Regions from separate parts of the Homo sapiens genome. Here region 2 is linked to region 1. Evidence: read pairs that join two places in POLR2A ChIA-PET (ENCODE). Cell type or tissue: Caco-2. All regions are shown on one strand. Each heading gives the region's core, and the rest is flanking DNA. Links, peaks and the distances in the headings are about the cores only. Region 1 overlaps DHRS7B (dehydrogenase/reductase 7B). Region 2 has its middle 13 kb from the start of MAP2K3.

Region 1 (16,119 bases), core at 5,281-7,780:
AATGTCACAAGGACTTTAAAAGCACATACAGGAAGATACATGGAGGCTGAATCACTTGAACCTGGGAGGTGGAGGTTGTGGTGAGCCGAGATCACACCTTTGCACTCCAGCCTGGGCAATGAATGAAACTCCGTCTCAAAAGAAAAAAAAAAGAAAAGGTTTTGTGGGTTTTTTTGTTTGTTTGTTTGTTTGTTTTGAGATGGAGCCTTGCTCTGTTGCCCAGACTGAAGTGCAGTGGCCCGACCTTGGCTCACTGCAACCTCCGCCTCCCAGGTTCAAGCGATTCATTCTCCTGCCTCAGACTCCTGAGTAGCTGGGATTACAGGTGTGTGCCACTATGCCCAGCTAATTTTTGTATTTTTAGTAGAGACAGGGTTTCACCATGTTAGCCAGACTGGTCTTGAACTCCCTACCTCAGGTGATCTGCCCGTTTCAGCCTCCCAAAGTGCTGGGATTACAGGTGTGAGCCACCGCACCCAGTCAAAAAAAGTTTTTTAATCTCAGTTTTTTTATTTCTAAGCAAACCAAAACTTAATAATAATATGGCAACTTGGTCATATTAAAGTTTTTTGGCTTTTAAAATTTTTTTTATTTTTATTTCTTTTTTTTTTTTGTGAGACAGAGTCTCACTCTGTCACCCAGGCTGGAGTGCGGTGGTGTAATCTCAGCTCACTGCAACCTCTGCCCCCAGGGTTCATGCAGTTCTCCTGTCTCAGTCTCCTGTGTAGCTGGGATTACAGGCGCCTGCCATCATGCCTGAGTAATTTGTGTATTTTTAGTAGAGACAGGGTTTCACTATTCTGGCCAGGCTGGTCTTGAACTCCTGACCTCAGGTGATCCACCTGCCTTGGCCTCCTAAACTGCTGGAATTATAGGAATTATAGGCGTGAGCCACTGGGCCTGCCCATTTTTCTTTTTTGTCTTTTTTTTTTTTTTTTTTTGAGACAGAGTCTTGCTCTGTCACCCAGGCTGGAGTGCAGTGGCACAATCTCAGCTCACTGCAAGCTCCACTTACCGGGTTCACACCATCCTCCTGCCTCAGCCTCCGGAGTAGCTGGGACAGGCACCTGCCACCACGCCTGGCTAATTTTTTTTTTTTTTGAGATGAAGTTTTGCTCTTGTTGCCCAGGCTGGAGTGTAATGGCATAATATTGGCTCACTGCAACCTCCGCCTCCTGGGTTCAAGTGATTCTCCTGCCTGAGCCTCCCAAGTAGCTGGGATTAGAGGCATGTGCCACCACGCCAGGCTAGTTTTATATTTTTAGTAGAGACGGGGTTTCTCCATGTTGGTCAGGCTGGTCTCGAACTCCCAACCTCAGGTGATCCGACTGCCTCGGCCTCCCAAAGTGCTGGGATTACAGATGTGAGCCACCGCACCCGGCCTCTGGCTAATTTTTTGTATTTTTAGTAGAGACGGCATTTCACCATGTTAGCCAGGATGGTCTCAATCTCCCAACCTCGTGATCTGCTTGCCTCGGCCTCCCATAGTTCTGGGATTACAGCCACCGCACCCAGCCTCTGGCTAATTTTTTGTATTTTTAGTAGAGATGGCATTTCACCATGTTAGCCAGGGTGGTCTCGATCTCCCGACCTCGTGATCTGCTTGCCTCAGCCTCCCATAGTTCTGGGATTACATATTTCTGGGATTACAGGCCTCCCATAGTTCTGGGATTACAGGTGCCCGGCCTCTTTTAAAAAAAAAATATATATATATATATATATATATATACACACACACACACACACACACACACACACATATATTTATTGCGACTTATACTGACCATTCGTGACATGCTTGGACTTTCTCATTTGTCTTGAACATCCATCCCTCCTTCTTTTTTTTTTTTTTTTTTTTTTTGAGATGGAGTCTCTCTCTGTTGCCTACACTGGAGTGCAGTGGCGCGATCTTGGCTCACTGCAAGCTCCAAGCTCCGCCTCCCGGGTTCACACCATTCTCCTGCCTCAGCCTCCTGAGTAGCTGGGACTGCAGGCTGCCACCACCATGCCCCACTAATTTTTTCTATTTTTAGTAGAGATGGGGTTTCGCCATGTTAGCCAGGATGGTCTTGATCTCCTGACCTTGTGATCCACCTGCCTCTGCCTCCCAAAGTGCTGGGATTACAGGTGTGAGCCACCGCGCCTGGCAACATCCCTCCTTCTTAAACAACCAGTCATTTTATTTTAGGACTAAATTTACCATACAATATTCTTTCTCGTAAAATTATTTTTCTTTAAGCTTTCTTACCACACATACAAAAATCCTATTTATTTTTAAAACTTTCTTTACATCTCTTTTTATTTTCTGGTTCCTTTTACCTTGTTTTATATGTAACCTTTAAGTAAGCTGTGAATTAGACAAAACTTGTTCACCCTTTTTTAAAAAGGACACATCCTTCTGTTTTTTTAGCAAGAATGTTTTCCTACAATATATATTTATTGGAAAATACCCAAATAATTAAATACCTATTATTTAATTTAATATAACTTTATATTCTAAATTATGACCAGTTTATCTACAGGTATTTATCCCATTACATTTACCTAATTATTTTATTTGTTTACGTACATTATTTATGAAAACTATGATAGTCATAATTTAAAGTTATGAAACCACCATTGCAAAATTGTAACAGTGAAAAATGATTTGACCTAACTAAACTTCATCTTGCTCTTAACCTCCAATCTGTCCTTGTTCATTCCTGGGCATAGGCTGAACTAACTTTGGGAGGAACTTATAGTTTAGCTTTGAAACAAAGATGATAACAGTCCTTTCCCAAAAGAAACCTCCTTATTGCCTGTGGACTAGACTGCCTAAAGCCATGAGGTTAGAAGTTATGGTAATTTTACCATATTTAAGATGCAGCTATTTTCATTAAACCAGTATTAATGTCTTATTTATTAAAAATTACACAAGCGAAGATCATTCTGTTTTGGGCTGGGTTTAATGTTTTGTAACCCCCGTGCCATATTTTGACACCTTAATGTATCTGGCAGAGAACTATGAAACTGCTTGATTAGGCCACGCATGGTGGCTCACGCCTGTAATCCCAGCACTTTGGGAGGCTGAGGCAGGCAGATCACAAGGTCAGGAGTTTGAGACCAGCCTGACCAATGTGGTGAAACCCTGTCTCTACTAAAAATACAAAAATTAGCTGGGCGTGGTGGCACGTGCCTGTAATCCCAGCTACTCAGGAGGCTAAGGCAGGAGAATCACTTGAACCTGGGAGGCAGAAGTTGCAGTGAGCCAAGATCGCGCCACTGCACTTCAGCCCTGGGTGACAGAGCGAGACTCCATCTCAAAAAAAAAAAATAAATAAATAAAAGAAATTGCTTGATTAATAAATGCAAGCAAAAATGAATGCTGGCAATTGTTAAGACATTTCTAATGTTTCCCAATAATTTTAAAACTTGCTTTTTATTAAAGAGTCTACTTAAGTTACATGAACTTGAAAAAGCATTTGAGTAGTCTTTTTTAGTATCTGATTTAAGTGCTTTTTTAAAGCCAATTACCTAGAGCTCTTTTATATGTATTTTTAGTAGTGAAACATTGTGTACACAACACATACACAGACATATAGGCATGCCAATAGAAGTACATTTTGTAGATTCATAGAAACCTTTTTTTTCCTATCAGACTTTCAGATTCTTTTTTTTTTTTTTTTTTTTGAGACAGAGTCTCACTCTGTCGCCCAGGCTGGAGTGCGGTGGCGTGATCTCTGCTCACTGCAAGCTCCGCCCCCTGGGTTCACGCCATTCTCTTGCCTCAGCCTCCCCCTAGCTGGGACTACAGGCGCCCACCACTACACCCAGCTAATTTTTTGTATATTTAGTAAGATGGGGTTTCACCATGTTAGCCAGGATGGTCTCGATCTCCTGACTTCGTGATCCACCCGCCTTGGCCTCCCAAAGTGCTGGAATTACAGCTGCACCCGGCCTCAGATTCTTGATAACTTGTTTTACAACCCTGGGCAGCTGTCAGCTACGTAGCCTTAAATTTGCATGTTAAAGGAACCAACTCAGGTGAAAGTCAAATAGCAAAGTTTACATTATAAGGTGCGGAGAGAAAAAGTTTGGGTTATAGAAATTTTAAAGGCCTTTTAAATACACACACACACACACACACACACACACACACACACACACACACACACACACACACACACCCTGACACCCTATAGCTTTTACTTCAGAACTTTTTGCCACTAGATAAATAGAAATTTACTGGCTTGCAAAAATATCTTGTTGGATCTAAACAGTGGTTTTTATCTTAATAGAAAAATAACAGCAGATTGAGAGCAGGCAGAAAAGAAAAAATAGAGAAAAAGAGTACTTAGGAACTCTGTAGTTTGCAGGTCAACCTTAGGCCTCCTTTTCCTTAATGTGAATGTGCACAGAGACCATATTATTTCCATTTTACATAAACTTTGGCAAGTAGAGGTGCCATAAAACCTATGGAATGCTCAAAAGGGGTCATTCTCCTTTTCTCCTCATTCTTCGATTATTTGCTTCCTGCCCTTTTTCTTTTTTTTCTTAAAAGGGGGAACTGAGCTTGTAGCCTAGGGTTTTTGTGTGGTGGATCAATATGTGCTCCTTGTGGGCAGGACTACACAGTATGTCAGCACTGAGTCGCTTCCACCCTTTTACATGTCTCAGTTTCTCTCTCCAGAGGTCTGTGACCTCAGAGAGGGCTCAGAACACTGGGTGATCAGTCCTTATATGCGATTCCTGGACGAGCCATTTTAAAAATTAATTTCTGTTGGGGATTTCCCTGCAAGCCTGCTGCATGTCATTGTCGGGGGCGGAACTTAACCCCCAGACACCCCCAGGAGGCCACCGGTCACCCAGGGGTGCCTTCTGGCTGGGAGGAGCAAAACACCCTTTTTCTTCTCAACTGACAAAACTCAGTCTCTCATTAACATATGAAAACAGCAGTTCAATTTCTCACACAAATGCACACAGAAAAACTGAATTAACATTAAATTTGAGAGAAAAAGCAATAGGGAAGAGCCTTTAGAATGCATCTCTGAACTAGAATTAGGTTCCTTAACAACTTCAGACAGGAACAAATAGCAAAAACAAACACACACACAAAACAGCAATAGGATCACTGAGCGCTCCAATGGTAAGGAGGAATTACGACCAGTTAGTTGTTAATATTAACTTTAACCAAGACAAACCCCAGTTCAGTTACTTACCTAGGGATGAGTCTCAGGCTGAAGACTGGTTTCTACCAGCAAGAAAGCAAAAAAAAAAAAAAAAAAAAACAACCTCATCTCAAACTCCACAAAGGAGTTACTACTGCCTTCCATCATTATGGAAGCAGGAAAATCACTTGCCTTGTGCTGGAAGCAGGTAAAACTCCAAAAAAAAAAAGAGGAGTTATACAGCAAAATAAACTTTAGATCTCGATCAAATTTTGGGAGATCAGGGATTCTCTGGAAGGAGTGCTCTCAGATCCCAGCAAATCGTCCTATTGGTTTGTGCCATAAAGGTAGCTGATGCTGGTACCAAGCACCAATAGGAAATTTGTCAAAGGTCAAGGGCATCTCCACTCAGAATACCCCCATGGTTACCAAAATGTGAACCCAGAAAATCTGAGACAGGTCTCAGTTAATTTAGAAAGTTTATTTTGCCAAGGTTGAGGTGTAGCAGGACAAGCTGCGGACAAAACCCCTCAGACACCAAGATAGTGAAGGGAGTGGCTTTCATCAGCTGGGAGCATCGGCAGGCTAGTGTCTTAAAATCCGAGCTCTTCAGGTGCTCAACTTCTGTCCCTTTTAAGGACTCACAACTCTAAGGGGGTCCACGTGAGAGGGTCATGATCGATTGAGCAAGCCAGAGGGTACGTGACAGGGGCTGCAAGCACCGGTGGTCAGAGTGAAACAGAACAGAACGGGAGGTTTCACAGTGTCTTTCCATACCGTGTCTGGAATCTATAGATAACATCAGTTGCTAGGTCAGGGGTCGAATTTTAACTACCAGGCTTAGGTCAGGCAGGCCCAGGCCTGGTTTCCGGTCTGGTTCCTAGGCACCGGGCTACCTGTCTTTAGTTTCGCTTCTCTTTCCTTTTCTGAGTATAAAACAATATAAAACAATATGAGAGGGTCTCTCTCTTCCTTCAGAGGATGTGCCCATGACACAGCCTCAGAAAGTCCTGAAGACATGTGCCCAAGGTGGTTGGGGAACAGCTTAGTTTTATATATTTTAGGAAGACATGAGACATCAATCAGTATATGTAAGAAGTACATTAGTTCCATCCAGAAATGCAGGGACAACTCAAAGCAAGCAAGCTCTCCCACCCCCTCACCCCCCTCCCCCGCCCCGCCGTTACCCTGGGGGCTTCCAGGTCACAGGTAGGTGAGAGACAATTGATAACATTCTTTTGAGTTTCTGAAGTCTTTCCAAAGGAGGCAATCAGAATATGCATCTATCTCTGTGAGCAAAGGGATGGCTATGAATAGAATAGGTAGATTTGTCTTGAGCAGTTCCTAGCTTGAAGGAGCCCAAGATATTTTCCTTTCACAGTAATAGGCTAAAAATTACTTGGGGTTTTGTTTGTATGTTTGTTTTGAGGTGGCGTCTTGCTATGTTGCCCAGACTGGAGTGCCGTGGCACAATCTTGGCTCATCACAACCTCCACCTCCTGGGTTCAAGTGATTCTCTTGCCTCAGCCTCCTGAGCAGCTAGGATTACAGGCACCTGCCACCACGCCCAGCTAATTTTTGTATTTTTAGTAGAGACAGGGTTTCACCATGTTGGCCAGGCTAGTCTCGAACTCGACCTCAGGTGATCCGCCCACCTCGGCTTCCCAAAGTGCTGGGATTACAGGTGTGAGCCACCGCACCCAGCCTAATTTTTGTATTTTTAGTAGAGATGGGGTTTCACCCTGTTGGCCAAGCTGGTCTTGAACTCCTGATCTCAAGTGATCTGCAGCCTTGGCCTCCCAAAATGCTGGGATTACAGGCGTGAGCCACTGTGTCTATCCAAAATTACTTGCTTTTAAAGTATGATTTGGACATCTGTGTAATATTGTTTCACTCAAAGCTGTCATGTGAGAAATAGCCACAGGATGGGCAAAATGTTAATTATATTAGAAATAAAAATGTACTTCAGATTTGTGAAGTTGGCATATATAGTGTTTTCTACAACATTTTCAAAGGAATGAAGGATTGTGACATTACAGCATTTTGTAATATATAAAAAGCACCTGAAAGGAGCATAGTTCCTCTCTCCCTATCAATTGTCAAGTATTTACAGAGGGTCAGTTTTTTTCCTCTCATTTTAACCCACGAGATTTACAAATTATGATAGTAAAATAGTGGTTCTCATATACCTGTGTGTGCCCCTTCTGAGGATCCAATCTGGCAGCTTGCACAAAAGAGTTGTAGTTATTGCTGACTGCTGACTCTTCGGGGTAGCAATTGGGGTGCTGAAATCCCAGTTACTGAAAACGAGAAGATTACAGCGAGGGAGCCTAACATGTTAAAAGTGTTTGCTCTTTTTCACATCTGCTTTTCATTTGCTTATCATTTCAGATGTTTATTCAGCATCAAGCTTGTGCATGGCACAGGAAACAGAGAGATGAATCAAGTGGCCTTTCTTAGGCCACCAGAGAGAGACCACCTGTGGACAGGTCAAGTGCAACCAAGGGTTCTAAGAGCTATGGCAGGAGGCTCCAGACAATTCTGGGCTTTCTCATGATCTAATTTCTTACTATCAGGTTGAGAAACACTCACCTGATGTAGACATGCAGCAGTAGAGGATGCTTGTAGCAGCTGAGGACAGGTCTGAGGACAGATCATTCCAGCAGACTCCATTCAACATGTAATGCTTTATAGTGAATGAGGAACTGTTACCTCTTTACGTCTTATCTTATAAGTGCCTAGAGATGCAGGTAGAATGAGAATCTACTCATTCTGGAGGTGAGAAAACTGGGGCCCAAAGGGGATAAGTTCCCAAATCAAACAGAGGAAGTAAATGGTGGCAACATTTTTACTCCAAATAAGTTGCTCCAACATGCAGTAACTATAAAACTAACAAGCATTTCATTTGTCATGCTGGACTACCTTAGTTTAAGGAATCTAGATTTATGAAAACCCAGGTTTACTGATTCACCCAAGTTTAAATGGTGAATATTTGCATTGCAGAAGGATTTTCCAGGCTGGGCATGGTGACTCACGCCTGTAATCCCAGCACTCTGAGAGGCCAAGGTGGGTGGATCACCTAAGGTCAGGAGTTCAAGACCAGCCTGGCCAACATGGTGAAACGCTGTCTCTACTAAAAATACAAAAATTAGCCAGGCATAGTGGTGCGTGCCTGTAATCCCAGCTACGTGGGAAGCTGAGGCAGAGGAACCGCTTGAACCCAGGAGGCAGATGTTGCAGTGATCCCAGATCACGCCACTGCCCTCCAGCCTGGGTGACAGAGTGAGACTCTATCTCAAAAAATAATAATAATAATAATATTTTCCAATAAAAGTAGGTATTGTAACTTGGAGTGTACAGATGGGCTTCAAGAGTTTTGTAGGTCTCCTGAAATCATTTCCACAATTTTGTATATACTTACCTTTTAGCAGACATAGTAATAATCAGATTTCCAAAGGAATCTATACAGAGAATTGGTAGAGACCCCCACCACTCTAGTGGATTAAAAAAAATCAACCTGTAGGCCATGCACGGTGGCTCATGCTTGTAATCCCAGCACTTTGGGAGGCCAAGGTGGGCGGATCACGAGGTCAGGAGATTGAGACCATCCTGGCTAACATGGTGAAACCCAATCTCTACTAAAAATACAAAAAATTAGCCAGGCATGGTGGCGGGTGCCTGTAGTCCCAGCTACTCAGGTGGCTGAGGCAGGAGAATGGCATGAACCCCGGAGGTGGAGCTTGGAGTAAGCCGGGATCGCGCCACTGCATTCCAGCCTGGGCGACAGAGCGAGACGCCGTCTAAAAAAAAAAAAGAAAATCAACCTGTAAATTTTTAAATTATAGTACTTAATGGAGTGCTTCTCAGTAACTCTTCAGAAAACGTGTTTAAAAAGAAAACATTTAAATGCAGGTTTATGGGAAAATGTTACATTTCTTAGTATGTTCCATGTGGTAGAATATTGTACTGTGTAGAAGCATCTCAATTAATGAAAAGGGGAATTTTAAAAGGTCACTTCATTTTCCATTGCTGGATAAGGAGAGATAAAGAAATTTAAACTACAGATGGTTCCCAACTTATGATGGTTCTACTCAACCATTTTTCAACTTTATGATGGTGCAAAAGTCATATGCATGTAGAAACTATACTCAAGTACCTATACACCCATTCTATTTTTCACTTTCAGTACAGTATTAATAAATCACATGAAATAATCAACACTTTATTATAAAATAGGTTTATCTGAGATGATTTTGCTTAACTGTAGGCTAATGTAAGCATTCTGAGCATGTTTAAGTTAGGTTAGGCTAAGGTATGATGTTTAGTAGGTTAGGTGTATTAAATGTATTTTTATTTATGGTATTTTCAACTTATGATGGGTTTATTGAGACAATCCCATGTAAATTGAGGAGCATCTGTAGTTGATTTGGTTGCCCATTAATGTTGGGCACAAGGAAGAATAATAATTTATCCATTTTCTTCGTTCGTTCTCTTTACTGTTTCTTATATTACCTAACACCCCCTCAGATAGATAACCCAGCAGTTGTGGTAATAATATCATTTAACTAGACCAAATAAAAGGCCTCCTAACCTACATATAAGCCTGGGCACTGTAGCATAGTACATGTTTGTAATCCCAGCACTTTGGGAGGCTGAGGCAGGCAGATTGCCTGAACTCAGGAGCTCAAGACCAGCCTGGGCAACATGGCAAAACCAGATCTCTACAGAAAATTATCTGGGCACACTGGTGTGCACCTGTAGTCCCAGCTACTTGGGAGGTTGTGGTGAGAGGATCATTTGAGCCCCGGAGGTCAAGGCTGCAGTGAGCTGAGATCACACTACTGCACTCCAGCCTGGGTGACGGAGTGAGACCTTGTCTCAGAAAACAAAAACAAAACAGAAAACAAAAAACATGCATATACCTATTTAATCCTTTCTGCAGTCTTATAAGGTAGATATTAGATACATTTTGCAGATGAGGAAACTGGCAGAAACATTAAGTAACTTGTTCAAAGGCACTCACTTAGTATGATGTTGGTATTTGATCCAAGGTCTGCCTGGTTCCAACAATAGTTTGCTATATCAAGCATTTGAAATGGTCATTCACACCTCAAATTTATTTATATCTCAGTAGAAAAATGGCAGCTAGCAACTTGATCTTAAGCAAAAAGCAAGTCAGACTTGAATTTAAAGAGAAATTATTTTATGGAAAAAACAATGAATTGCAAGAAACAAAATGTGGTTTCTTACTGAATAAGAAGGAAGATGTGGTTGGACAACTATAGCAACTGACCCCAGGCCAAGGGTACTGGTTAGTGAGGAAACGTTAATTCTTACAACAAGAGGAAAGTTTTGCAATGATCTACTGTCTTTTTCTCATAAACTTGGAATTAAGGATATTTCCTTTTTCCCCAAACATTTTTTATTTAACTTGGCAAATATAATGTCTTAAAAGGCATCTCTTCTTGAAAGTTTCTAATTGCCGTGCACTACTATGAAGACATTTGGATAGGATTATTTCAGAGACATAATTTCTGTGTGATTAGGGTTTTTTGTCTATTTTATCAAGATTTTAATTTCTAGCAGTGGGATAATTATATTAATAAGTTCTTGGGAAATTTGTGGCGCTTAGAGTCTGTTGAGGTGCTGAACAGAGCTGGGGGTCTTGCTGTAGCCAGTGATCTCAGGACATTTTAAACGCTGCCACTGTTGTAGGCCAAAACCAGTGTGCCTTATATCAGTGAAGACTCTGAAGCCTTGGGCTATGGCAGAACTTGGGGCCCTGAAGTACACATGGAAGTCAGCCCACTGAACATGGGCTGACAAAAAGAGTGGAGAAATAAGAATATATATTTGGACTACTTCTGGTTCCAAAGTAGCAACATAGAAGCAAGCTGACTTCACTCACCTCCACAGACAACCAAAAACAAATGTATAGTGCTGAGATTATCACGAGAATTGTCCCAGAACTCAAACATGAAGATGAGACAGTTCTCGAGGCCATGGAGAAATGAAAAAGCTCCGAGCAGATGGTAAGAGAATTGGACTTCCATATCCCTTCTGCCTGGCACCAAGTGTGAGGAAAATTTCCCTGCAAGTCACCATTTTTGCACTGGAAAAAGTAAGACTGAGATGAACAACCAACATCCCTATCATCTTGGATTCCCTAGCAGGAGACTTGTCCCTGCCTTAACCCACAGGAAGCATCTCAAGTGCCTGAAGGGAGAAATCCCTGAGGACAGGCAGAGACAAAGGTGGGAGGCAGGTCTGCCATCCCCAGCCCTGGAAACTCTGCTCTGTAATTCAGCCAAAGGAGATGGCAAATCATAATGGCTGCTCAGCAACACAACACTGTAGGAGGTTTCACCTACAGGTCCCTTGGGCACAGTGTGGGAGGATCAAGAATTCAAAATAGGCCAGCACCATGGCTCAAGCCTGTAATCCCAGGACTCAGGGAGGCTAAGACAGGAGGACTGCATGAGCCCAGGAGTTTGAGACCAGCCTAGGTAACATGGTGAGATAGTGTCTCTATTTTAAAAAATAAAATAATTTTTGAAATTTATTTTATACTTTTTGTAGAGACAAGTTCTCACCATGTTGCTCAGACTGGTGTCAAACTCCTGGGCTCAAGCAATCCTCCCACCTAAGCCTCCCAAAACACTGGGATTACAGGGAGAAGCCACCATGCCCAGCCCTAAAAAATAATTTTTAAAAAAAGAATTCAAAATAGTAGTTTCAAGGAAACTCAATGATCTCCAAGATAACACACACAAAAAAAATTCAGAAATTTATCAGAGAAACTTAAGATATTGAAATAAGAAACAGAAGTCTCAGAACTGAGAAATACATTTGCTAAACTGAAAAATTCATTAGTGGCTTTCAGCAGCAGAATGGATCAAGCAGAGGAAAGAATCAGTGAGCTGAAAGATGATTTGAAAATACACGGCCAGGCACAGTGGCTCATGCCTGTGTTCCCAGCACTTTGGGAGGCTGAGGATGGATCACTTTAAGTCAGGAGTTCGAGACCAGCCTGGCCAATGTGGTGAAACCCCATTTCTACCAAAAAGTATAAAAAATTAGCCGAGTGTGGTGGTGTGCACCTGGAATCCCAGCTACTTGGGAGGCTGAGGCAGGAGAATCGCTTGAACCTAGGAGGCGGAGGTTGCAGTGAGCCAAGATCGTGCCACTGCACTCCAGCCTAGGCGACAGAGCGAGATTGTAAAAAACAAACAAACAAAACCAGAAAATACACAGAGGTAAAAAAAAAATGATGAAAAGCCATGAAGATTGCCCATAAGATGTAGAAAACTACCTGAAAAGGCCCAAACTAAGAATTACTGGTGTTCAAGAGAGAGTTGAGCAAGAGCAAAGGGTAGAAAGCTTAGTCTAAGAAATAACAACAGAAAACTTTACACAACTTAAGAAAGATATAAATATTTGGGAACAGGAAAATCAGAGAACATCAGATTTGACCCAAATAAGACCCCAAGGCATATAATAATCAGACTCTTAAAGGTCAACAAAGAGAGAATCCTAAGAGCAGCAAGAAAAAAGAAGCAAATAATATAAAGGAGCTCCAATTTGTCTGGCAACAGACTTCTCAATGAAGAAGCCTCATGGGAACCATGATGCAAAAAAAGCATGCAGGAAACCATACAGGCCAGGGAGGTATGGAACGATATTTTCAAAGTGCTGAAAGAAAAAAAAAACCTGCCATTCAAAAATACTGTGTCCAGCAAAATTGTCCTTCAAATATGAAGGAGAGGTAAAGTCTTTCCCACATAAACCAAAGTTGAGAGAATTTACCGCCACTAAACCCATCTTACAAGAAATGCTAAAGGGAGTTCTTCAAACAGAAAGAAAACACTCATGGGCAAATAGGAAAACATTTGAATGTCTAAAACCCACTGATAAAGTTAAGTACGTGGACAAACCCAGAATACTCTAATACTGTAATTGTGGTGTTCAATTCACTCATAAGTCTAGTATGGAGCCCAAAAGACAAATCTATCAAAACAAAAATAGGTATAGCAACCTGTTAAGAGGTAGATAATATAAAATTATGTAAATTAAGACAACTAAAAGTCAAAATGTGGGGGGACGAGGATAAAGTGTAGAGGGAGTTTTTTAAACATATTTTTCTTTGTTTCTTTGTTATTTAAGATAAGTTGTCATCTCTTTAAAATGACTTATTACATCTGTGAGATATTTTTTTGTAAGCCTCATGGGAACCACAATGCAAAACACTTGTAATAGGTTTACTAAAAATATAAAGCAACAAAACATTCTACCAGAGAAAATCACTTAACCACAAAGGAAGACCAGAAGAAAGGAAGAGAGGAGTTGCAAAACAACCAGAAAATAAGGAACAAAATGGCAGTAGTAAGTTCTTATCAATAATAACACTGAATGTTAATGAACTCAGTTCTCCAATTAAATAGCATAGAATTTTCTTTAGCCAGGCATGGTGGCTCATACTTGTAATTCCAGCACTTTGGGAGGCTGAGGTGGGAGGATCACTGGATCACTTGAGCCCAGGAGTTCAAGACCAGCCTGGGCAACATAACAAGGCTCCATCTCTATTTAAAAAAAAAAAAAAAAAAAAAAAAAAACTAAGGCATAGAGTATCTGAATGGATAAAAAGTCCTTGGAAAAGGGGCAAGGTGTCTGGTATGGCAGACGAGGAGGCTGGTAAATCTCCTAGAAAACCAACCTATTAAAAAAGTATGAAACAGGATGAAATTATTAAAAACAACCACTTCATGGGTGTAGAAATTGACCAAAGACATGCAACAAATCAAGAAGCATTTCTTTGTCCGGGCATGGTGGCTCATGCCTGTAATCCCAGCACTTTGGGAGGCTGAGGCGGGTGGATCACCTGAGGTCAGGAGTTTGAGACCAGCCTGGCCAACTTGGTGAAACCCCGTCTCTACTACAAATACAAATATTATCCGGGCGTGGTGGTGCATGCCTGTAATCCCAGCTACTTGGGAGGCTGGGGCAGGAGAATGTCATGAACCCAGGAGGCGGAGGTTGCAATGAGCCGAGATTGCACCATTGCACTCCAGCCTGGGCAAAAGAGCAAAACTCCGTTTTTTAAAAAAGCATTTATTCATGAAAAAACATGGAACTTTGAGTAAGAGCAGTAGGAGTCTGTGACAGACATGCCGAGAGCTATAATAAAATTACCACAAATTTAGTGGCTTAATAAACCACATATTTATTATTTTATAGTTCTAAAAGTTGGAAGTCCTAAAATTAAGCCATCAGCAGTGCTTGATTTCTTCTGGAGGGTCTAGGATAACTCCCCTATCTCGAGATTCTTAAATTAATCACAGCTGCAAAGTTTCTTTTTACCATATAACTGAAGTAACATGCCCACTGATTCTAGATATTAGGATTAGAATGTGGACATCTTTGAGAGGTATTATTTAGGCTACCACAAACATTAATATACATATCCAAGAAACTTTGTGAGCTCCAAGTAGGACAGACACAAAGAGATCCACCACATCTAGATACATCGTAGTCAAACTGTTGAAAGCCAAAGGCATAAGCTCAAAAGCAGCAAAAGAAAAATTACGCATCAGATACAAGGGAACAACAGTTATGTGATTAGTGTCTGGCTTCTCATTATAAGAAATGGCCGCAGGGCTTTGAATTTACAGTCCAGCAGGTAGGTAGCTTAGAAGTTGCCACTTCTAGGCTGGGTGCGGTGGCTCACGCCTGTAATCCCAGCACTTTGGGAGGCCTAGGCAGGTGGATCATGAGGTTGGAGTTCAAGACCAGCCTGGCCAAGATGGTGAAACCCTGTCTCTACTAAAAATAAAAAATTAAAAAAAAATTAGCTGGGCGTGTTGGCAGGCACCTGTAATCCCAGCTATTTGGGAGGCTGAGGCAGAGAATTGCTTGAACCTGGGAGGCGGAGTTGGCAGTGAGCCGAGATCACACCACTGCACTCCAGCCTGGATGACAGTGTGAGACTCTGTCTCAAAAAAAAAAAAAAAAAGAAGTTGCCACTTGTTCCTAACAAGTAAAAAGCTTAACAAACTGAAAAATCAACTCTTCTTTGATACATCAGAGACATGAAATCATACCGCACACAGTTGCCCCCAAAATAAAAGACAGATAGGTGGATACATGGAATCACACTTACTGGAGCAGAAACCTCTGTGGGAACCAGTCCTGTGGTAGGAAAACATGAAGTGTAATTGACAAATTGCTGGAGACTCAGTGTGGACAAGTCTGAGAGTGATTTAGTTGAATGTTGTTCCCACTAAAATCTCATGTTCAATTGTAATCCCCAACGTTGGAGATGGGGTATGGTGGAAGGTGATTGGATCATGAGGAATCTTATGAAATGGTTTAATGCCATCCTCCTGGTGCTGTCCTCGCAACAGTGAGTGAGTTTTCACAAGATCTGGCTGTGTAAAAGTTTGTGGCATCTTTCCCCCTTGTTCTCTCTCGCTCCCACTCTCAACTACTCCCTGTTCACCATCCACCATGATTGTAAGCTTCTTGAGGCCTCCCCAAAAGCTGAGCAGATGCCAGCACCATGTTTGCTGTGAAGCCTGCAGAACCATCAGCCAATTAAATCTCTTTTCTTTATGAATTACCTAGCTTCGGGTGTTGTTTTTTTATTTTTATTTTTTGAGAAAGGATCTCACTGTGTCACCCAGGCCAGAGTGTACTGTCCTGATCTCAGCTCACTGTAGCCTCAGCCTCCTGGGCTCAAGTGATCCTCCTGCCTCAGCCTCCTGAGTACCTGAGACAACAGGCACATGCCACCACACCTGCCTTATTTTTGTATTTTTTGAAGAGACGGGATTTCACCACATTGCCCAGGCTAGTGTCGAACTCCTGGACTCAAGCAATATGCCTGCCTCAGCCTCCCAAAGTGTTGGGATTACAGGTGTGAACCACCACACCCAGCCCAGGTGTTTCTTTATAGCAATGCAAGAACAGTGTAACA
Region 2 (16,119 bases), core at 10,758-13,257, 130 kb after region 1:
CCCAGCACTTTGGGAGGCCGAGGTAGGTGGATTGCTTGAGTCCAGGAGTTCAAGACTAGCCTGGGCATCATGGTGAAATCTCATCTCTACCAAAAATACAAAAACTAGCCAAGCATGGTGGTGTGCACCAGCTTCTTGGGAGGCTGAGGTGGGAAGATCGCTTTAGCCCGGGAGGCAGGGGTTGCAGTGAGCCCAGATCGCACCACTGTACTCCAGCCTGGGGGAACAGAGGGAGCCCCTATCTCAAAAAAAAAAAAAAAGTTTTCCAACAAAATTGTAATCAAATCAGATTATCTGTTTTATAGCTTGTTTTTTATTTTCAATTTAACAATATGCTGTGATCATTTTCCTTTGTTAATATATAGGAAACCACAGAATTATTCTATAAGAATATTTTTAGGCTGAGTGGGCTGGCTCACACCTGTAATCCCAGCACTTCCTGCTGTGGCAGGAGGATCGCTTGAGGCCAGGAGTTTGAGACCAGCCTGGGAAACATCTCTACAAAAAAAAAAAAAAAAAAAAAAAAAAAAAGAATATTTTATTTATTTATTTATTTATTTATTTATTTATTATTTTTTTATTTTGAGATGGAGTTTCGCTCTTGTTGCCCAGGCTGGAGTGCAATGGTGCAATCTCAGCTCACCGCAACCTCCGCCTCCCAGGTTCAAGCAATTCTCCTACCTCAGCCTCCTGAATAGATGGGATTACAGGCATGCACCAGCATGACGAGCTAATTTTGTATTTTTAGTAGAGATGGGGTTTCTCCATGTTGAGGCTGGTCTCGAACTCCTGACCTCAGGTGATCTGCCCACCTTGGCCTCCCAAAGTGCTGGGATTACAGGCGTGAGCCACCACGCCCGGCCCCAAAAAGAATATTTTAAAAGATAATTTTGATTAGGTAATATATTCATGTTTCAAAAACTAAAATGAAGTGTATGTGGGTACCAAGAAAAAATCTACCCACTGCCTTTGTCTGCCATCTGCCTTCTGCCCAGAGCTCCTCCACTTCACACAGGGAAGCATTTTTACTTGTTTCTCATGAATTCTTCCAGTGTTTTCCACACATAAATACAAGTGAATACAAATATATATTCTTCCCCCCCACTTTTAACCCACAAGTTGGCATATCACTTAGCAGTCTCTCCTGGAGACCCGTCTGTCTCTCCCTATAGCACAGCGGTCCACGGAGTGGAGGGACATGGCACTCACAGCTGAAAGATCCTAACCATTCTCCTGGATACAGCAGTCCTTTACCGATGGCTATCTGGGTAATTTCAAAATACAGCATCTTTGTCTCAGTTGTTGATTCTTTCATCTCAGGGATATGTTCATGATCTATCCAGTTCCCTCTTGTTGGGATTTTGATAATTTCCAGTGTTTCACTGCATTGCGATGGATGAGTGTGTTAGTACTTGTTTCCGCCCACCCACCTGATTGTCTTCTCAGGAAAATGAGACCCGAGGGCTCCTCCTAGGCCAGGTGCCATGCTAAGTGCTTCCTGGGAATTCTTTCATCCAGTCCTCACACCCACCCTCGGAAGCAGGAGTTGCACTCATGAAGGGACTGGGCTCTGAGGAGCCTGAGAACTTTCCAAAAGTCTCCTTGGTGGTAGCTCTTGGAATTTGGATCTGAACCCCAGTTGGGGTAAGTCTGGAGTCTGATCTCCTGAGCAGAGAACAAGTGGCTACAAAGTCAATGCATTGTGAAGCCACTGGCACTGATGGGCAGTTGCCTCCCCAGGATAAGGTGCCTCCCCCACCCTGAAGAGACCTGAGGCTCTTAACGATTCTCTGGAATTGGCTGAGCACGGTGGCTCATGCCTGTAATCCCAGCACTTTGGAGGCCGAGGTGGGCGGATCACCTGAGGTCAGGAGTTCGAGACCAGCCTGGCCAACATGGTGAAACCGCGTCTCTACTAAAAAATACAAAATTAGCCGGGCGTGGTGGTGGGCACCTGTAATTCCAGCTGCTAGGGAGGCTGAGGCAGGAGAATCGCTTGAACCCAGGAGGTGGAGGATGCAGTGAGCCGAGATGCGCCATTGCACTCCAGCCTGGGCCAAAAGAACAGAACTCCATCTCAAAAAAAAAAAAAAAAAAGATTATGTGGAATTAATTGAGGGTAAAAAATTCCATGGTGCAGGACCCAGGCAGGTTACAGGATTGCAAGAAATGGCTGGGTGTCAGACAGAGGGAGCAGTGTGGAGTGTGGCAAAGTGGGACCACCTGGTCTGTCCCAGGGGCAGCTTCTGCTCCTTCCAGCAAGTTGTTCCACAAGGGAGCCCTGGGCTAAGTCTTCTGCTTTTCAACAGGAGCTGGAAATCGAATAAAAATGTGAGACTTCTTGATGTTTAAATGGCAGTTAATTTTGGCTGAGTGTGATGGCTCATGCCTATAATCCCAGCACTTTGGGGGGGCAAGGTGGGCGGATAACTTGAGCTCAGGAGTTTGAGACCAGCCTGGGCAACATAGTGAGACCCCGCCTCTACAAAAAATACAAAAATTAGCTGGGATGGGAAGCCAAGGTAAGAAGATCATTTGAGTTTGGGTGGTTGAGGATGCAGTGAGCAGATTAAGTCTTTGCACTCCAGCCTGGGCAACAGAGTGAGACGCTGTTTCAAAAATAAATAGGCTGGGCGAGGTGGCTCACACCTGTAATCCCAGCACTTTGGGAACCCGAGGCAGAGGGGATCACTTGAGGCCAGGAGTTTGAGACCAACCTGGCCAAACCATGGCAAAACCCCGTCTCTTCTAAAAGTACAAAAAATAGCTGGGCATGATGGCATATGCCTGTAGTCCCAGCTATTCAGGGGGCTGAGGCACAAGAATCACTTAAACCCGGGAGGCGTAGGTTGCAGTAAGCAGAGATGGCACCACTCCAATCCAGCCTGGGTGACAGAGCAAGACTCTGTCTTAAAAAATAAATAAATAAATAATAAGTAAACAAACAAATAAATAAATGCCAACTGATTTTAAAACACAGGTAGGTGTGTCTGCTGCTAACTTAGATGGTCGGGAGAGTGAGAGAGAGAGAGAGGCAGAGAGACAGGGAGGGAGAGGGGTACTCTGGCAAATGGGAAACCCTTGCTAGGTCCAGGCAAAGGCCATGTACAGATTCACCCACGATTCTGGCTGTTTGTTTGGAGGTGTTAATTTTTTCAAAATAAGAAAATTGCTCAGGCTGGGTGCGGTGGCTTATGCCTGTAATCCCAGCACTTTGGGAGGCTGAGGCGGGTGGATCACAAGGTCAGGAGTTCGAGACCGGCTTGGCCAATATGGTGAAACTTCATCTCTACTAAAAATGCAAAAATTAGTTGGGCATGGTGGCAGGCGCCTGTAGTCCCTGCTACTTGGGAGGCTGAGGCAGGAGAATCACTTGAACCCGGGAGGGGAAGGTTGCAGTGAGCCAAGATCGCTCCACTGCGCTCCAGTCTGGGCGACAGAGCAAGACTCTCTCTGAAGGGAAAAAAAAAAAAAAAAGAGCAAATTGCTCACTCTGAAAGAGATAAAACTAAATGTAACATCTGAATCTTGGCTAGCTCTTAGTTTGAAACAAAAAGTCCAGCCATAAAAGACATTTTGGGGACAACTGGGTAACTTGAATGTGGACTGTGTGTTAGATATCTGTGGAATTACAGTGTTTTTTGCAGTGAGGTAAGCGTATCATGGTCTTGTAGAACGGCCGCCTTCTCAGGGAGTGCATGCTGATGGACTAGGGGCAAAAGGTCACAAAGTCAAAAACTTACTTTCTTTTTTTTGTTTAAATGATTTTTAGATAAAGATCGAGGAGTCAGAGGAGGCCTTGCTATGTTGCCCAGGCTGGTTTCGAACTTCTGGCCTCAAGTGATCCTCCTGCCTTGGCCTCCTAAAGCATTGGGATTACATACGTGAACCACTGCTTCTGGCCAGTAACTTACTTTCAAATGATTCAGGGCCAGGTGTGGTACCTCACACCTGTAATCCCAGCACTTTGGGAGGCTGAGGCGGGCCGATCACGAGGTCAGGAGATTGAGACCATCCTGGCTAACACAGTGAAATCCCGTCTCTACTAAAAATACAAAAAATTAGCTGGGCATGGTGGCGGACGCCTGTAGTCCCAGCTACTGGGGAGACTGAGGCAGGAGAATAGCGTGAACTTGGGAGGCGGCGCTTGCAGTGAGCCGAGATCATGCCACTGCACTCCAGCCTGGGCGACAGAGCGAGACCCCATCTCAAAAAAAAAAAGAAAAAAAAAGATTCCGAAAACAGCACATAGCTATGTGTAGAGAGGGGAGTGTGCACGTGGGCAGAGCTGTCAGCACCGGGCAGGTCGCACCAGATGGCAGCTGTGGATTCTGCTTTTGACTTCCTGTGTGCTTAAATTTTACATAATAAAAATTCAGAGGAAAGGGGGGAAAAAGTGACCACAGGGGTGAAACAAAACATATGGGTGCTAGAAATGGCCCCTGGTTTGTGACATGTCATTCAGCCCAATCCTCCCTCAATGCAAGATGGGAAAACTGAGGCCCAGAGGTGGAGGGAGGGTCTCTTCTCAGAGCGGACTTCCCTCCCTAATTCTGTTTTCCTCACACCGCATGCAAGCAGCTGTTTGGGCAGGAGAGGCTGAGGTGACACTTCCTGTCCCTTTGTCTTTTCTCTTCCTGCCAGAGCTCTGTGAGGGTGGTTCTGTTACAGCCCATTTCACAGAGGTGGAAGCTGAGGGCCTGAGAGCAGAAGTTACTTGCCTGAGTCACACATTGAGTTGGGGTGGGAAACTGGTCCCTAGGCCCCCACCTTCCTCCGATCCCTAGATCAAGGGCAATGGCTTTGGATCAGCAGGCCCGGCCTGGCCCCCAGTTTTGCTGTGTGACCTTGGGTGATTCATCTGACCTCTCTGTGCTGCTCCAGGGGTGAGGAGTTAATGAGGTGACCCATGAGAAGGCTCCTGCCCTGCTGCCCTGCACACGATCAATTCTGTCACATATTCCTCTGTCCCTGCAGTCCCTGGAATCTCAGAATCTCCAGCAATTGCCATGGCCCCCGCCCTGCCTTGCTGCTATTTCCCTCCAGCCTCTGTATAGGTTTCTGCGTGTCTCTTCCTGTCAGGGTTTGCCACTAGCCAGGCTTTGGCCCTGAGGGATGGCATAAACTAGTGGAATTTCAGGCAGCAAGAGGCAGAGCGACTGGGGAGATATATGGGACATTCTCACCCCTTGTCTGGAATGTCCTTTTTCCTACACTCCAATTGGCAAACTCCTATTCATCTTCTGAAGCCCAGGTTAAATATCGTCACTCTGAGGAGCTTTCCCCCATCCTCAGCCCAGGTTGGGTCAGTCACCACCCAGTGGCTCCCGCAGTCCCTCTGAGTGCCACCATTATGTGGGTGTGGGTTTTCTTGCTCCATCGCCTGAGAGGGCCTGGGTTTTGCTCATCCCCCTACCCATTTTAAAGAATGGGAAACTGAGACCAGCCTGTAATCATACAGCAAATGCAGGGCAGAGTCCTGAGGGCGAGAGTGCAGGCAAATCCCGGTCTCACCACAGACTCTCTCTCTCCTTGACCTTGGGCCCATCATGTCACCCCCTGAGCCTTAGTTTTCTTGTGTGTAACATGGCAGTAATGGCCCCAAATGCTCACCGTTTTTTCCCTTCATTGAAAGGACTTCTCTGCTCCTCCCTCAGCTTTAATGAAGGATAATTACATACAATAAAATGCAGCCATTTAAGCGCATGGTTTGATGATGTTTGACACATGTATACGGTTGTGTAACCACCACTACAATCATCATACACAACATTTCCTTCACTCCCAAGTTTCCTTCGGGCCCCTTTGCAGTTGATCCCCTCCCCACCCCAGTCCCTTGCCACTACTGATGGCTCTGTGCCACTGTGGTTTTGCTTTTTCCAGAACGTCCTGTGAATGGAATCGTATTGTAGGTAGCCTTTTGAATCTGGCTTTTTTTTTCCGGCGGAATGCATCTGAGCTCCATCTGCACTGTGGCATGTTTTGGGAGTGCATTCCTTTCCTGTCACCGAGTAGTATTGCATTGATGGATATATACCATGTTTTGTTTATCCCTTTCCAAGTTCATAGACAGCTGAGTTCTTGCTAGGTTTTATCTATTATGGAAAAAGCTGTTACTAACCTTTGTGTTCAGGTTTGTGTGTGTGTGTAAACACAGTTATTTCTCTTGGAAGTGAAATAGCTGAGTCCTAAGTAGGTGTATTTAACTTTATAAGAAACTGCCAAACTGTTTTCCAAAGTGATCCTACCATTTCACATTCCCACAGCAATGTATGAGAGTTCCAGTTTCTGCACATCCTCACCAATACTTGCAATTATCTTTTTTTTTTTGAGACAGAGTCTCACTCTGTCACCCAGGCTGGAGTGCAATGGCGCGATCTCGGCTCACTGCAACCTCTGCCTCCTGGGTTCAAGCGATTCTCCTGCCTCAGCCTGCTGAGTAGCTGGGATTACAGGTGCGCACCCCCACGCCCGGCTAATTTTTGCGTTTTTAGTAGAGACGGGGTTTCACCATGTTGGTCAGGCTGGTCTCGAACTCCTGATCTCGTGATCCACCCAAAGTGCTGGGATTACAGGCGTGAGCCACCGTGCCCGGCCTGGAATTATCTTTTTTTAAATTTTTTTAAATTCTTTGTTTATTTATTTTTGAGAGAGGGTCTTGCTCTGTCACTCAGGCTGGAGGGTAGTGGCATGATTATGGCTCACTGCAGCCTTGAAATCCCAGGCTCAAGTGATCCTCCTGCCTCAGCCTCCCGAACAGCTGGGACCACATGTTGGTGCCATCACACCCAGCTAATTTTTTTTTTTTTGAGACGAAATCTTGCTCTGTCGCCCAGGCTGGAGTACAACGGCGCGATCTTGGCTCACTGCAACCTCCGCCTCCCGGGTTCAAGCGATTCTTCTGCCTCAGCCTCCGAGTAGCTGGGATTACAGGCGCCTGCCGCCATGCCCTGCTAATTTTTGTATTTTTAGTAGAGACGGGGTTTCACTATGTTGGCCAGGCTAGTCTCAAACTCCTGACCTCAGGTGATCCGCCCGCCTCGGCCTCCCAAAGTGCTGGGATTACAGGCATTAGCCACCGCGCCCGGCCTTTACACTCAGCGAATTTTTTATTTTTTGTAGAGATTGGGTCTTGCTATGTTGCCCAGGCTGTGTCAGTCATTTTAATTTTCACCTTTCTAATAGGTGTGTAGTGGTTTCATTGTGGTTTTAACTGCATCCCTCTGATGACTCCCAGGGTTGAGTCACTTTCCAAATAAGCACATGGAAAGAGACTCCCCATCCATATGTCTTCCTTGGGGAGGTGTCTGTTCAGATCTTTAGCACGTTTTTCAGTCATTTTAATTTTCACCTTTGTAATAGGTGTGTAGTTATTTCATTTTGGTTTTAACTGCACTCTGCTGATGACTCCCAGGTTGAGTCTCTTTCCATGTGCTTATTTGCCATCCACATGTCTTTCCTGGGGAGGTGTCTGTTCAGATCTTCAGCACGTTTATGTTTATCTTTTTTCTTTTTCTTTTTCTTTTCTTTTTTTTTTTTTGAGATGGAGTTTCACTCTGTCACCCAGGCTGGAGTGCAGTGGCGTGATCTCCACTCACTGCAACCTCCGCCTCCTGGGTTCAAGCGATTCTCCTGCCTCAGCCTCCTGAGTAGCTGAGACTACAGGTGTGCGCCACCATGCCTGGCTAATTTTTGTATTTTTAGTAGAGACAGGGTTTCACCATGTTGGCCAGGCTGGTCTTGAACTCCTGACCTCATGATCCACCTGCCTCAGCCTCCCAAAGTGCTGGGAGTGAGCCACTGCGCCCGGCCATAGCACATTTTTCATTGTGTTCTTCTCTTACTATTGAGTTGTAGGAGTTGTTTGCATGCTCTGGGTGCAAGCCTCTGAGAAGTATTCTGCCAAGATCTTCTCTCAGGGTTGTTTGGAGCATTAAATGACATCATCAACACCCAATAGTGGGTGCTCTTATCATTATTATGATTACTACTATTATTTATCACTTCATTTTGTCATTGTGGATACGATGATGTGTCTCCCAGCCCAGAACTGCCAGGAGCACCTGCTCACGGAGCTTCTTTGGTGCCCCATACCTACCAGTTGGGTCCCCTCCAGCAGGACCCCCCGCAGGAGCCCCAGCTTCCACCAGAGCACTGGGATGCCCTTTGTGTGTTGTTTGGTGTTTATAATACTCATTTATCAAAACCAGCCAGCTGGCTTAGGCTGCTTGGCCGCACTGCTCATGGGAGGGGAGGCGTGGGAGGTGGCCTCCCCCTCCTGGACCTGTCGGAGAGACAACATCATAGCCCTCCCCATCACCTGGCCTGCACCCACAGCCCAGTGTGCTGGGTGCCTGCAGACATCTCCCATTCATTAGAGCCACACCATAGCACCCGGGTCTAGGTTCTGATTCCCATTTGCCAGATGAGACAACAGAGGCTCAAAGAGGCCATCTGGTTGCGGTTGCTGAGAGTCCCACGGCCCAGAAGGTTCGCATTGAGATACGATTGCAGGGTCTCTGGCTCTCATGTCATCACTTGCTCACATTCTCACTCAGCAAACCCTCATCCACCTCTCCTGCTGCCTGCCCAAGCGGGAGAGCAGCCAGAGGCAAGCAGGGACTGTTGAGCACCCAGCAGGTATGAAGCACGAGACTGCATAAATGATCTCACTCCAGGGAGGTGGCTGTTATTGTGTTATTGTCCCCTTTTACAGACCAGGAAACTGAGGCTTAAAGAGACCTAGTGACTCACTCAATAAATTAGTGGCAGAGCAGGATTTGAACCTGGGCACACTATTTCCTCAGCCTGAGTGCCTGACTGCTGGGCCAAACTGAATCCATGGTCTGTGTCCCTTCAGTGGGATGGGCCCCAATCTGGCCCGTAGTTCTGGGAGCACACATGCTGTGTGTGTGCCCTCACCAATCATCACAAAGGTCCTCCAGGAGGCCCTGCCATTCCCACTCACCCTTGAAATCCTGTTTCCTTCTCCATTCAAGCTCATGTGGCTCCATCTCTGAACCTTGTTCCGTGCAGGGCTGCTTCCTGCACCAGCTTCCCCACCCAAGCAGTTAGTAAGAACCAGAACTCCATCCGGAGGCTCACAGCAGCCCCTGAGGGAGATTGGCCAAGGGAGACTGGCCAAGGCGGCCGGGAGCTTCCAACTGAGGGAGGCCCCGAGGCCTGCAGGTGCCTTTCTCTTGCTCTGAATGACACTAGGAATCCAAAGATACATCTGGCCTGGGCCTGCAGGCTTGAGGTCAGTACAGGGTTTGCAGGAACCCAGAGGAGCCAGTGGTAGTTCCACCTGAAGCATCGGGGAAGGCTGCCCTGGAGAGGTGGTGCTGGCATGTGGCCTAGAAAGATGACGTGGTCATCAGCCTATCAACTCCACATTTCTCCATCAAGCTCTATCTCCTCTTCCCACACCCACTGCCCCGCCTGGTTTTATCTGTGTGATTGGCAGGCTCCCCAACCCTAATCTGGAGGAGGCTCCAAGCCTCTCCATCACCCTGGCCTCCTCCCTCAGCCTCCTTCTACTGCCTACCTGCCACCACAGCCTCAGAATCTTTCTCAGGTCCCGTCCCCTCCCCACTGGAGGAGGAAGCCTCCGCCAGGGGCCCTGCTCTAGGAAACGTGCTGACAGACTGGGAAGTGTGGCAGGTGGCCCCGTGAATAGTCACGGTTCACATTAAATTCCAGGAGTGTGGAGGTTTTAGAGAATGGCTGCAAATTCTCTGTCATTCCTTCATTGAGAGGCGGGGTCTGTGTCTCCTCCCTTATATCTAAATGGGCTACTTCAACCCACAGAGTGAGGCAGAAGTGATGCTGGGAGGCTGTCTAAGCTACATCAGGCCATGCAGCTTCATCTGGTTCTCTTGGGACACTCATGCTCCGTGCCTGTTGCCATGCTATGAGGAAGTCATAGGCAGAGGCTGGATGGAAGTGCTCCAGTCCAATCAGGCAGGGCCAGAGTCCTCCTGGCCCGGGTGAGGAGGAGGTAAATATGCAGGTGAAGGAAACTGCACATGAATCCAGCCGAGGCTGGGACGTTACAGCACAGGGACAGGCCATCCCTACTGTGCCAGCTATTTCATACCCCTGAGTTTAGGGTGGTTTGTGACACAGCAGGAGATAAACAAAGAGGGGATTTTGTGACTTCCCCCAACCCTGGTCATCATTCCTTTCTCAACACATATCTGCTGGAACCCATGAGGGGACAGGGGCTGTGCAGGCAGCTCAAAGTCAAATCCTAGATCCACTGTATTCTCTGTCCCTGTAAAACAGTGGGGGCAGGATTAGAATCAGGGCACATTTGATAGGACCCCCTGCACTACCCCCAAGCCACTGCACCCACCCTAGCCCCTGACAATATTTGAGTCTGGGGTCTCAGGTCACTAGATGGTGACATGTTCCTCCTGGCTCTGGCTTCCCATGAGGACCTCAATTTGGGTAATCCTGGAAGGCTGCATGGAAGAGACAGGATTTGAGCTGTAACGAACAGGCAGAGTTGAAATAATTGTGACATTTTGTTTATTTATATTAAAATATTATATTAACAATTATATTGATTGCCTTAACATTAAAATACTATACATTTAATATATCCTGAAAATAATACACACTTTTTGCAGAAATGTTTGACAGAAAGGGTGTAAAGAAAAAACAAAAACAAAACCATCTTTGTAATTTCAGTGTCCAGAAATAATCATGGCCGATGTGTTGGTGTATTTCCTACATTTCTACCATCCAACTCAGAACAGGCTGCAGCCTTCAGCAAACTTTCCCAGCTCAAACAGGGCAGAGACCAGCTGGCAGAAGGGAGAGATCCCATCACCAGCAGAAATGCCCATGTTTGGGCCATGTGGCCTCCAAGGAGGGTGCCAATTCAGTGCCCTCCATTCCCAGACAGGACTACTCAGGATCCCCAGTCCAAGGCTGCTCCTTCTCTGCCCTGCACCGACTGCCGCAGGGGTTCTCACAGCCTTTCCTCCTGCCTCAAGCCATTCACATCACTTGGGCAAGGTGGACTCTGCAACCTCCGCCTCTCGGATTCAAGCGTTTCTCCTGCCTCAGCCTCCCGAGTAGCTGGGAGTACAGACACACGCCACCACGCCCGGCTAATTTTTTTGTATTTTTAGTAGAGACTAAAAAAACCATGGGTTTTGCCATGTTGGCCAGGCTGGTCTCAAACTTCTGACCTCAGGTGATCCGCCTGCCTCAGCCTCCCAAAGTCCTGGGATTACAGGTGTGAGCCACCATGCCCCGCCGACTTGCTCTGTTGTAGAGGGGCAGCCTTGAAGACGGTGCATCCTTCTTGCTGCAGACTATTCTTGGCTCTCAAGTCCCCATGCACAAAAAATAACCTGCAGACTCAGGACTGTGTAAATCTATCCTCAGGAGGGCAAAGAAAGCCACTTCTCTAAGCACGCCGGGGGCATACTGGCTGCCCGCCCAACAGATGTCTGGATCAGTCTGAATCCTGGGCACCCGGGAGAGGAAATGAATTCCCTTCATCAGCGGCCTCGAGCCCCCAGCAGTCCTCCTCCACCCGGGGACAAATTCTTCTCTCCCCCCAAGAATGTTTGCAATCCTTCGGATGGCAGTTTTCCAAGACCGACCACTTGAATGTCCTCTCTACCCTCATAAAAGCAAGACCTGTTCCTTGCTGGGAAAGCATGGGGTGGGTGATCGTCTTCAACCTTTAAAGGGCTGGACCCGTAGCTGCTGCACCCGGGGGCACAGCTGACGGGAGAGGAGAAGCGGCCTCTTCTCAGCATGGGGATGTGGGGAGCCGCTCAGGGAGAGAAAACGAGGCCTTTACAGCACCGGTTTAACAGCCTCGGCCACGCATCTGCCCGCACAGATCTAAGGCTTGGCTTCGGGTCCGGCTCCACGCCTGCCCCATGTCCCCACGGTCCGCGGCCCTCGGGAGGCCCGGCCCTGGGGGCTGAGCTCTGCCCTGGGACCGAAGGCCACTCTCCCAGCCAAGGCCGGAGGGCTCTGCCCTGGGCACATGCGCCCCATCCGCCTGCCCTGAGCTGACCCCGCCGCTCCACACCACCCCACTCGCGGCTGAAAAGCTGAAGGCAGCCGCACACTCGCCCTTGCAGCTTGCCCTGCAGCCCGCGCGGCCATGTGAGCAAGCGCAGCCAATCAGAGGCTCGCCCTGGACTCCGTCCCGGGCTGGGGGGCGTGGCTGGAGGGCGTGGCCGGGCGGTACCCGCGGCGTCTCTGCGCTGCCGCCTTTGCTTGCGCGGCTGTGTAGGGGGTTGTGGCGGGCCGGAGAGTCCCCGAGTGACTTAACATTCTCTAAAAATACCCCATTTTTGAACTTCGACGACCTGGGTTGGCCTGCTCACTCTGTGTCCCTGCGCTCCTCTGCTTCTCTGCTCCTTCGGTCTTGTGTGCTGGGGACACGTGGGCCTTTCCAGTTCCCTGCAGCCACCTTTGGTCTGTAGGAAGGCAGTGGCGCAGGGAGCGGTGGGAGCCCGGGTCTGCAGGGCTCAAGGTGGCGACGGCGAAGCGGTCTGCCCCACCCGCCACCCCCACCCGCAGGATGCGCATCGCCAGTGCAGCCCGGGTCGTGGCCCCCCAACAGACCCAGTCCCGCCGCGACACGGCAGCAGCACCTCTTCGCCGCGACACGGCAGCAGCACCTCTTCGGCCCTTTGAGCTCTTCCCTCCTTATTTCTCAGTCTCATGCTACACTGCGATTCTTTTATTTATTTGCTATTTTAGGCAGTATCCGCCGGCTCTCTACCATGGACACTCAGTGAGGATTTGGTTCTCTTAGGTATGAACCCTGTGCTTCACCTCCTGTGAGCTCCAAGACTCATTTCATCAGTTTTGGGATGCATCAGTATTTGGTGTTTACAGTATTATGGTTATGTAAATATTGTTCCCAGCTGAGCTGTGCAGTACATTGTGACAACATTTTCCATTTTGTGTTGTTTGTTTTCCTGGGAATTCATAATAGCCTGTTTTCTTCTTGCATCAAGCTGGACACTCAGTGGATCCTTTCAAATCTGGAGACATGACCTTCGGTTCTGGGAAGCTGGAAGGCACAAGTGCTGTTTTTACAAGCTCTGAACTCATCTTGTTTCTGTCCCCACCTGCCCCCCCACTTCCAGAGGGACCTTGTGACTCCCAGGCTATGTATCTGGGGGGCCTCTGGCCTTGAATGGTTCCCTCGACATGCAGAATTTGGTTGCAGCTTCCTCCACTCTGCCTAGGTGATTACTATTAATTTTCCAGCTTCGAAAATTCTGTAGGCTGGATGCGGTGGCTCGCTTCTGTAATCCCAGCACTTTGGGAGGCTGAATCAGGAAGATCGCTTGAGTCCAGGAATTCAAGACCAGCCTGGGCAACGTGGCAAGACCCTGTCTCTACAGAAGAATTTAAAATTAGTGGGGTGTGGTGGCGCACGCCTGTGGGCCCAGCTACTCTGGAGCTTGAAGCGGGAGGATCACTTGAGTCCAGGAGGTTGAGGCTGCAGTGAGCAAAGATTACGCCACTGCAATCCAGCCTGGGTGCCAGAGAGAGACCCTGTCTCCAAAGGAAAAGTTCTGTAGACTTTTTGTCCTTGCCATTGACTTTCTTTGTCATTGACTTTCTTTATAAGTTTGCGACTTAAACATTTTTCCTTATATTGTCATCTTAGTGGGGTTTGGAGAGGGAAAAGAGAAAAATATCCCTGTTAGTTCCATGTTAGCTAGAAGTCCCTCTCACTCTGAGCATCTACTATGTGCCACAGCCTATTTTAAGCCAGCCCTTATCCCCAGTTTCACATGGCTCTTTCTTGTCACCCAGGCCTGAGCAGAGAAGACACCTCCTCCAGGAAGGTCTCCCTGACTACCCAGTGCTTCTCTGCTACATCACTCAGCTCTACTTTGGTTCATAGCCCTTACGGCTTTTCGAAATTATTTTATAGATTTATGTTCATCCATGCTGAATTTGCCTTATTTCTCAAGCTCCTCTAGAAGGCTTGCCCCATAAAGGCAGGAGGTCTTCACTGCCCCATGAAGGCAGGGACCTTTCTGTCTTGGTTTTCACTGTATCCTCAGTGCCTCCCATAATGTCAGGCAAAACCAGATGCTCAGGAAGCATATGGAACGAATGGATGGGTTTGAGCGTGACACAACTTCAGGATTGCTTAAGAAAATGCTGATAGTGGTAGCCAGGCGCGGTGGCTCACGCCTATAATCCCAGCACTTTGGGAGGCCAAGGTGGGCAGCTCACGAGGTCAGGAGTTCGAGACCAGCCTGACCAACATGGTGAAACCGTGTCTCTACTAAAAACACAAAAATTAGCCGGGTGTGGTGGTGTGCGCCTGTAATCCCAGCTACTCAGGAGGCTGAGGCAGGAGGATCGCTTAAACCCAGGAGGCGGAGGTTGCAGTGAGCTGAGATTGCGCCACTGCACTCCAGCCTAGGTGACAGAGTGAGACTCCGTCTCAAAAAAAAAAAAAAAAAAAAAAAAAAAGCTGATAATGGTCCAAGCTTACTGGGAACGAAAGACCCTGCCATGAAAGGGTGAGACACTCATCGTGGGAGGGACATAAGCCCAGGCTTGGATGGCCGAAAAGGGACAGAAGCATTGATGGGAACGGACAGGGTGACCTCCAAGGCCTGGCTGAGACAACTCATTGGTTCACGGTTACTTGGCTACTTCCTGGCCTAGATTAGAAAACAGCACTTTGAAGGCAGATATGCTGGATGCACCCGTGTTGTGGAGTCAGCCCCATTGGGACGCTTTTGCCTCTCTTCTCCCTGGTTGTGTGATCTCACGGGCAAGTTGCTTCATCTCTGTGTCTGCAGTACTTCTCACCCATCATGGGGCAATAAGAACAGCCCTGTGGTCTTGGCATCTAGATAATGAAGCACAGGATTGAACTAAAAAGGCTGACACACAGTAGGCTGTTACAGTGATGGTCTGGGTTAAAAATCTGGTGTCATCCTTCCTGGTGGTGGAACCTGGGCAAGCGCTTGAAGCCTTGGGCTTCTGTTTCTTCATCTGTAAGATGAAAGTCTAACCACACCCACTTCCCTGGGATGTGTGTCAAGTCACGAGGCCTGGCATGCAACAGGTGCCAGTAAGTGTTGTCCCCTTGACTGCCTCCTGCCTGCTGGGCAGGAAGTGCTAAGTTTGAGAACCCTGGGCAGGGAGACACCATGCTGAGGCTCCTTGGACCCCTGGACTGGTGTTGGGGACAGCCACAGGGTTGTTCGTGCAACCCTGCAGGGAACCGGGCAGGCCAGACTCAACTGCTCTGTTAGAAGCAGAGCTGGTGGCTTTCCAGAAAGCAGTGAAGGGAGCTCAAGGGGAGTTTGTTTTGCTCGGAAGCAGGGTGTTGCAAAACACTTTAGTGGAAGTGTGGGCAGGAAAAGGCAGGGAAAACTATCTCCATCTGACAGAACAGATTTCAAACAATAGCTCTGCCATTACCAGCGGTATTGGATGCTTCTGGGCACCTCTCTGAGCCTCGATTTTCTCATCTCTTTAGTGGAGATGATGATAATACTAGACACCTCGTTGGGACATTGAAAACTTTCCTCCACTCCGCAAGTATTCACTGAGCACCTACTGTGTGCCGGAGACACTGCAGTGACCAAAGCAAAGGCATTGCCCCCGTGCAGCTTGCATCACAGTGAGTCCATAAGATGCTGTGCTTGGAGGGACTAGCACATAGTAGGAGCTGTAAAAATAGGACTTGCTGTTTTGCTAGTGGAGCCAGTCACTTGTGTGAATTCATCTTTTGATATTTGAGAGTGATGATGATTTAAAGAAAGCAGGTGAGCCTCCGTTGAGGTTTCCTTCTCTATATTTCGACTTCAGAACCGGCCCCTGAGTAAAAGATGCTCAGGAACCACATATTGCTGCCTCCAAGCTTCTCAAGTTTTCACTTTTCCACCATCACCAGCATGGCCTGATGCTGTTCTGGGGAGAACCAGTCACAGGCCCTGCTTTCAAGCAGCAGGAGTCGTATGGGAGAGGCAGACAGGGGCGCAGCCACTGACAGGGCGGGTGAGCCATGGTGAGAGGGGCTGGGGCAGGGGCACTGGGCAGAGCAGTGTCAGGCAGGGCCTCCTGTCCCACCTTCAGAATTGGGCCTCGAAG

What was found. ChIA-PET counts read pairs that join two places held together with the same protein. Peaks named below come from ENCODE experiments on the same cell type or tissue, not always from the same donor. Only the 100,000 strongest peaks of a DNase experiment are listed, where the experiment ranks them.
Region 2: POLR2A ChIA-PET joins it to region 1 with 5 read pairs; 6 of 35 experiments call an interaction of 5 or more read pairs at or near these places.

What each region holds. Positions count from the first base shown.
Region 1 is chr17:21,136,374-21,152,492 of GRCh38, forward strand. The region is part of intron 1 of DHRS7B (dehydrogenase/reductase 7B); the gene reads left to right. Among named protein-coding and RNA genes, the nearest start is that of DHRS7B, 17 kb to the left of the region's middle. In Caco-2, for the core only: no CTCF peak of the experiment used is centred there; no DNase peak of the experiment used is centred there.
Region 2 is chr17:21,263,713-21,279,831 of GRCh38, forward strand. No RefSeq gene overlaps it. Among named protein-coding and RNA genes, the nearest start is that of MAP2K3, 13 kb to the right of the region's middle. RefSeq lists an enhancer at 4,827-4,876 and silencers at 11,797-11,996, 12,007-12,316. In Caco-2, for the core only: no CTCF peak of the experiment used is centred there; DNase peaks (open chromatin) are centred at 12,159 and 12,459; H3K4me3 peaks cover 1,551 bases.